Linked DNA regions of Homo sapiens: region 2 is linked to region 1. A link is an interaction called in ENCODE POLR2A ChIA-PET data of the cell type or tissue named here. Cell type or tissue: B cell. All regions are shown on one strand. Links, peaks and the distances in the headings refer to the core of each region. The heading gives the core; the rest is flanking DNA. Region 1 has its middle 9.9 kb from the start of PHACTR4. Region 2 overlaps ARID1A (AT-rich interaction domain 1A).

Region 1 (2,913 bases), core at 220-2,719:
ACTGCGCCCGGCCCAGAGACGGAGTTTAGCTCTTTTTGCCCAGCCTGAAGTGCAGTGGTGCGATCTCAGGTCACCGCAACCTCCGCCTCCCGGGTTCAAGCGATTCTCCTGCCTCAGCCTCCGGAGTAGCTGGGATTACAGGCATGCTCCACCACGCCCAGCTAATTTTGTATTTTTAGTAGAGACGGGATTTCTGCGTGTTGGTCAGGCTGGTCTCGAACGCCTGACCTCAGGTGATCCGCCCGCCTCGGCCTCCCAAAGTGCTGGGATTACAGGCGTGAGCCACTGCACCCGGCAGATCTTCACATTTTAAAAGAGAAATTAAGAATTCAGACTTGAATGTAAAATTCCTGGGGTTAAAATGTAAATCACTGTGGGCCAAATATCTGTAGGTTAGTGACTGCCTATGGCCTGCCTATTTGCAACCTGTGCTGCTCAACCTTTAGCTATACTTGGTAAGTATTTCTGTGTTAATCATCACTCCATCATCATTCCACTTATTAACTGTCCACTCCATGCCAGGCACTGTCTTGGTGCTTTACGCAGATGATTTCATGTAATCTCCAAAACCATCTGTGAGGTCAAGTAAGGTTCAGAGAGGTTAAGACGCTTGCCCACGGTCAGGAAGTGGTGGAACCAGATGCTATAGGTCTTTCCAATAGACTTTTGTGTGTCCAGGTACAATTTGTCAGTTTAGAATGGGAGGGCCTTGAATCTTAAATTCAGCTGGAAAAAAAAAAAAGGATGAGAGAGGCTCTGAAGCTCTGCCTGACAATGACAACAACCATTAATATTTGTTGCGTGCTCACTGTGTGCCAGGCCTTGTGCTAAGCGCTTTATGTGATCTAATTTAATCCTCACAACACCTATGTAAAGGAGCTGCTGTTATCATCCCCATTTTATAGATGAGGAAACTGAAGTGTAGAATAGGTATCTGATTGCTGTGCACGGTGGCTCACGCCTGTAATCCCAGCACTTTGGAAGGCTGAGGCAGGCAGATCACCTGAGACCAGGAATTAGAGACCAGCCTGGCCAACATGGTGAAACTCTGTCTCTACTAAAAATACAAAAAATTAGCCGGGCATGGTGGCAGGCGCCTGTGAGGCAGGAGGATTGCTTGAACCCAGGAGGCGGAGGCTTCAGTGAGCCGAGATCACACCATTGCACCCCAGCCTGGGCAACAAGAGCGAAACTCAATCTCAAAAAAAAAAAAAAAAAAAGAATAGGTATCTGATTTACCCAAGGTATAGAACAGGTATCTGATTTACCCGAGGTAAAGACAGAATTCAAATGCAGACAATTGAATGCCACAGCTCCCTGCTTTTAGCAATTTGGTTTTGTGGCAGATTATGGGATGATGACAGCAAAAAGGGAGAAATCTGTAAATCAGTCTTTCTCCAATCCAGAGCCTAATAGAGGACTCAATTGAAAGAAGAATCCCACCAGGTACTTCCAGGAACCTGATATTGAGAGATGTGGCCGGCAGGTGGCAGCAACATTCATAGTTTCTTCTCTAAATTCAGCAATGTTCAAAGCTATAGAGAGGAAACTATAAATTCACACTCATCATTTGCATATTATCTTCTGATGGGCCCAATCCATTCTTTGCCAATAAATGTGACTTTTAGTTTCTTAGCTCAGTGAGAACTGCCAGGCTTGAGAGAACCCTCAGGATTTGAAGCTGCAGTGAAATCATCCAATCCAACAAGCATCGTGGTGATTTTATTTATTTATTTTATTATTATTATTTATTTCTTTTAGATGTAGGGTCGCACTTTGTCGCCCAGGCTGAAGTGCCATGGTACGATCATAGCTCACTGTAACCTCAAACTCCTGGGCTCAAGCGATTTTCCTGCCTCAGCCTCCTGAATAGCTGAGACTGTAGGCATCCACCACAGCTGGCTCATTTTTATTATTTTAATTTTTATAGAGATGGGAGTCTTGCTGTGTTGCCCAGGCCAGTCTTGAACTCCTGTGCTCAAGAGTGACCCTTCTGGCCGGGCGTGGTGGCTCACGCCTGTAATCCTAGCACTTTGGGAGGCCAAGGCGGGAGGATCACGAGGTCAGGAGATCGAGACCATCCTGGCTAACATGGTGAAACCCAGTTTCTACTGAAAATACAAAAAATTAGCCAGGTGCAGTGGCAGACGCCTGTAGTCCCAGCTACTCAGGAAGCTGAGGCAGGAGAATTGCTTGAACCGGGAGGCGGAGGTTGCAGTGAGCCAAGATCGTGCCACTGCACACCAGCCTGGGCAACAGAGCGAGACTCCATCTCAAAAAAAAAAAAAAGAGTGAGCCTTCTGCCTTGGCCTCCCAAAGTGCTGATCCAGGCCCATTATGGTGATTTTAAACTGTTCAGTGGAACTGTATTTTAGTGATTCCCAACCCTTTTTGAGTTTGCGTTTTAAAAAATTATTTGGCTGGGTGTAGTGGTTCACGTCTGTAATCCCAGCACTTTGGGGGGCTGAGGCAGGTGGATCACCTGAGGTCAGGAGTTTGAGACCAGCCTGGCCAACATGGTGAAACCTCGTCTCCACTAAAAATACAAAAAATTAGCTGGGCATGGTGGCATGTGCCTGTAATCCCAGCTACTCTGGAGGCTGAGGCAGGAGAATCGTTTGAACCTGGGAGGCAGAGGTTGCAGTGAGCCGAGATAGCGCCATTGCACTCCAGCCTAGGGGGATAAGAGTGAAACTCCATCTCAAAAAAAAAAAAAAAAAAATTCAATAGCACAAAAGGGTATACGGTGAAAAGCCAATCTTTCTAGCATACTTACCCCAAATCCCACTATCTTCCTACCCCAGAGGAAAGCTGTGTATTCTTTCAGGTTTAGACTGAATAGAAAAGTATATGCATGGGCAGGTGTGGTGGATCACGCCTGTAATCCCAGCACTTTGGGAGGACGAGGCGGGA
Region 2 (2,913 bases), core at 261-2,760, 1.6 Mb before region 1:
GAGCCACCTCACCCGGCCTGAAATCCAGAATCTTTAATGTTAGACATCAGAAACACAGATTGCTGTTCCCTCTCAGCTCCCATCCCCTGTGTCTTTCTCATTCAGTAGGTCTGGAGTGGGGCCCAAGAATGTGCATTTCTAACAAGTTCCTCTGTGATTCTGTTGCTGCTAGACCAGGGATGGCACTTTGAGAACCTCTACTTTATTCTTTTTTCTCTGCCTTGCTCTTGGCTTTCTTTCAGTTTCTCTAAGGCACCATATGCTATTTTTTGCTTTCAGACCTTTGCACACACCCTTCCCTTTGCCTCATACTTTTCCCCTCAACTCCTCCTGTTCATCTTTCAGACTATATCTTAAAGATTGTTCCTTCAGAAAACTACTACCTAATCAAGCTTCAAGACGCACCTTAAATAACTTCTATGATGACTTCATTGACTAAAGGCCATTGTTATTTTACCTTTAAAAAAAAGGCCGGGCGTGGTGGCTCACGCCTGTAATCCCAGCACTTTGGGAGGCCAAGGCGGGCAGATCACGAGGTCAGGAGATCGAGACCATCCTGGCAACCATGGTGAAACCCCGTCTCTACTAAAAATATAAAAAATTAGCCAGGCATGGCAGTGGGTACCTGTAGTCCCAGCTATTTGGGAGGCAGAGGCAAGAGAATCACTTTAGAACCTGGGAGGCAGAGGTTGCATTGAGCCGAGATCACACCACTGCACTCCAGCCTAGTTGACAGTGAACTCCATCTCAAAAAAAAAAAAAAAAAAAAAGTATAGCTGGGCGCGGTGGCTCACACCTGTAATCCCAGCACTTTGGGAGGCCGAGGCTGGCGGATCACAAGGTCAGGAGTTCGAGACCAGCCTGGCCAATATGGTGAAACCCTGTCTCTACTAAAAAATACAAAAATTAGCTGGGCGTGGTGGCGGGCACCTGTAGTCCCAGCTACTCAGGAGGCTGAGGCAGGAGAATTGCTTGAACCCGGGAGGCGGAGATTGCAGTGAGCCAAGATTGTGCCACTGCATTCCAGCCTGAGTGACAGAGAGAGACTCTGTCTCAAAAAAAAAAAAAAAAAAGGGCACAGTGGCTCAGGAGGCCGAGGCGGGCAAATCGCCTGAGGTCTGGAGTTTGAGACCAGCCTGACCAACACGGAGAAACCCCGTCTCTACTAAAAATACAAAATTAGCCAGGCGTGGTGGTGCATACCTGTAATCCCATCTACTCGGGAGGCTGAGGCAGGAGAATTGCTTCAATCCAGGAGGCAGAGGTTGCAGTGAGCCAAGATCACGCCATTGCACTCCAGCCTGGGCAACAAGAGTGAAATTCTGTCTCAAAAAAAAAAAAAAAAAAAACCCTGCACAATATATAAGGCCTACAAAAACTATAAAGAACAGTTCAGTACCTGAGTACCCATCTGTAGAAATCAAGCCTTGCTAACACAGGTAAAACTTTATATAGCTCTCTGGGATCACTTATCCCTCTTGGTAAGCACCATCCTGTATTTGACAGAGCATTTTGCCAATGCCCTCTACCTGTGCTTGCTTTTTTTTTGTTTGTTTGTTTTGAGATGGGGGTCTCTCTGTCACCCAGGCTGGAGTGTAGTGGTTTATTCTCGGCTCACTGCAGTCTCCACCTCCCCAGGTTCAGGTGATCCTCCCACCTCAGCCTCCTGAGTAGCTGGGACTACAGGTGTGAGTCAACATGCCCAGCTAATTTTTGGACTTTTTAGTAGAGATGGGGTTTCACGATGTTGCCCAGGCTGGTCTCGAATTCCTGAGCTCAAGCAGTCTGCCCGCCTTGGCTTCCCAAAGTGGTGGGATTATAGGCATGCACCACCTTGCCTGGCCTGACTCTACTTACTTAAATGGTAAGTTCCTGGAAGGCAGGCACTGTGTTATTGACCTCTGTGCCCCCAGTACCTATCATGTGATGCCCAAGACCAGTGGTTCTCTACTGTGTCTGCATGTTAGAATTACCCAGGGGAGTGTATTATCTTTAAAAATTAATGCCCAGGCCCGAGCACGGTGCCTCACGCTTGTAATCCCGGCACTTTGGGAGGCTGAGGTGGGCGGATCACCTGAGGTCGAGAGTTTGAGACCAGCCTGACCAACATGAAGAAACACCATCTCTACTAAAAATACAAAATTAGCTGGGCATGGTGGCACACGCCTGTAATCCCAGCTACTAGGGAGGCTGAGGCAGGAGAATCGCTTGAACCTGGGAGGCAGAGGTTGCGGTGAGCCAAGATGGTGCCATTACACTCCAGCCTGGGCTACAAGAGCGAAACTCCGTCTCAAAAAAAAAAAAAGAAAAAATTAATGCCCAGAGTTCACAGAGTTCTGATTTGTTTCATGTGGGGTTTGGGCATTGGTGTGGTTAGCAGCTGTCCCAGGTGAATCCCGATTTGCAGGTAGAGATCTATTCCAGACTGTATGAGGTTCCTTTGCTATAGTAAACTCTTTTTTTTTTTTGAGATGGAGTCTCACTCTGTCACCCAGGCTGGAGTGCAGTGGCACAATCGCAGTTCACAACAACTTCCGCCTCCCGGGTTCAAACGATTCTCCTGCCTCAGCCTCCCAGGTAGCTGGAATTACAGACGCCCGCTACCACACCCGGCTAATTTTTGTATTTTTAATAGAGACGAGGTTTCACTATGTTGGCCAGACTGGTCTCGAACTCCTGACCTGGGTGATCCACCCGCCTCGGCCTCCCAAGGTGCTGGGATTACAGCCATGAGCCACGGTGCCCAGCCTATAGTAAATTCTTAGCACCCATACTTCTTGTTAGTACTTATCTCAAGTGTAATTTAAATTACTTATTTAATGCAAGTTCATTGAGGACTGACTTGCTGTCTTGCTTATTGCCATAGTGCCTGGCATCTGGTTGCTTATTGCCATAGTGCCTGGCATATAGTAG

What was found. Peaks named below come from ENCODE experiments on the same cell type or tissue, not always from the same donor. Only the 100,000 strongest peaks of a DNase experiment are listed, where the experiment ranks them.
Region 2: POLR2A ChIA-PET joins it to region 1 with 6 read pairs; 1 of 35 experiments calls an interaction of 5 or more read pairs at or near these places.

The regions. Positions count from the first base shown.
Region 1 is chr1:28,358,359-28,361,271 of GRCh38, forward strand. No RefSeq gene overlaps it. Among named protein-coding and RNA genes, the nearest start is that of PHACTR4, 9.9 kb to the right of the region's middle. In B cell, for the core only: CTCF peaks have their summits at 1,465 (motif pointing right) and 1,669; a DNase peak (open chromatin) is centred at 1,493.
Region 2 is chr1:26,735,574-26,738,486 of GRCh38, forward strand. All of the region lies in intron 4 of ARID1A (AT-rich interaction domain 1A), which reads left to right. Among named protein-coding and RNA genes, the nearest start is that of ARID1A, 41 kb to the left of the region's middle. In B cell, for the core only: no CTCF peak of the experiment used is centred there; no DNase peak of the experiment used is centred there; H3K27ac peaks cover 181 bases.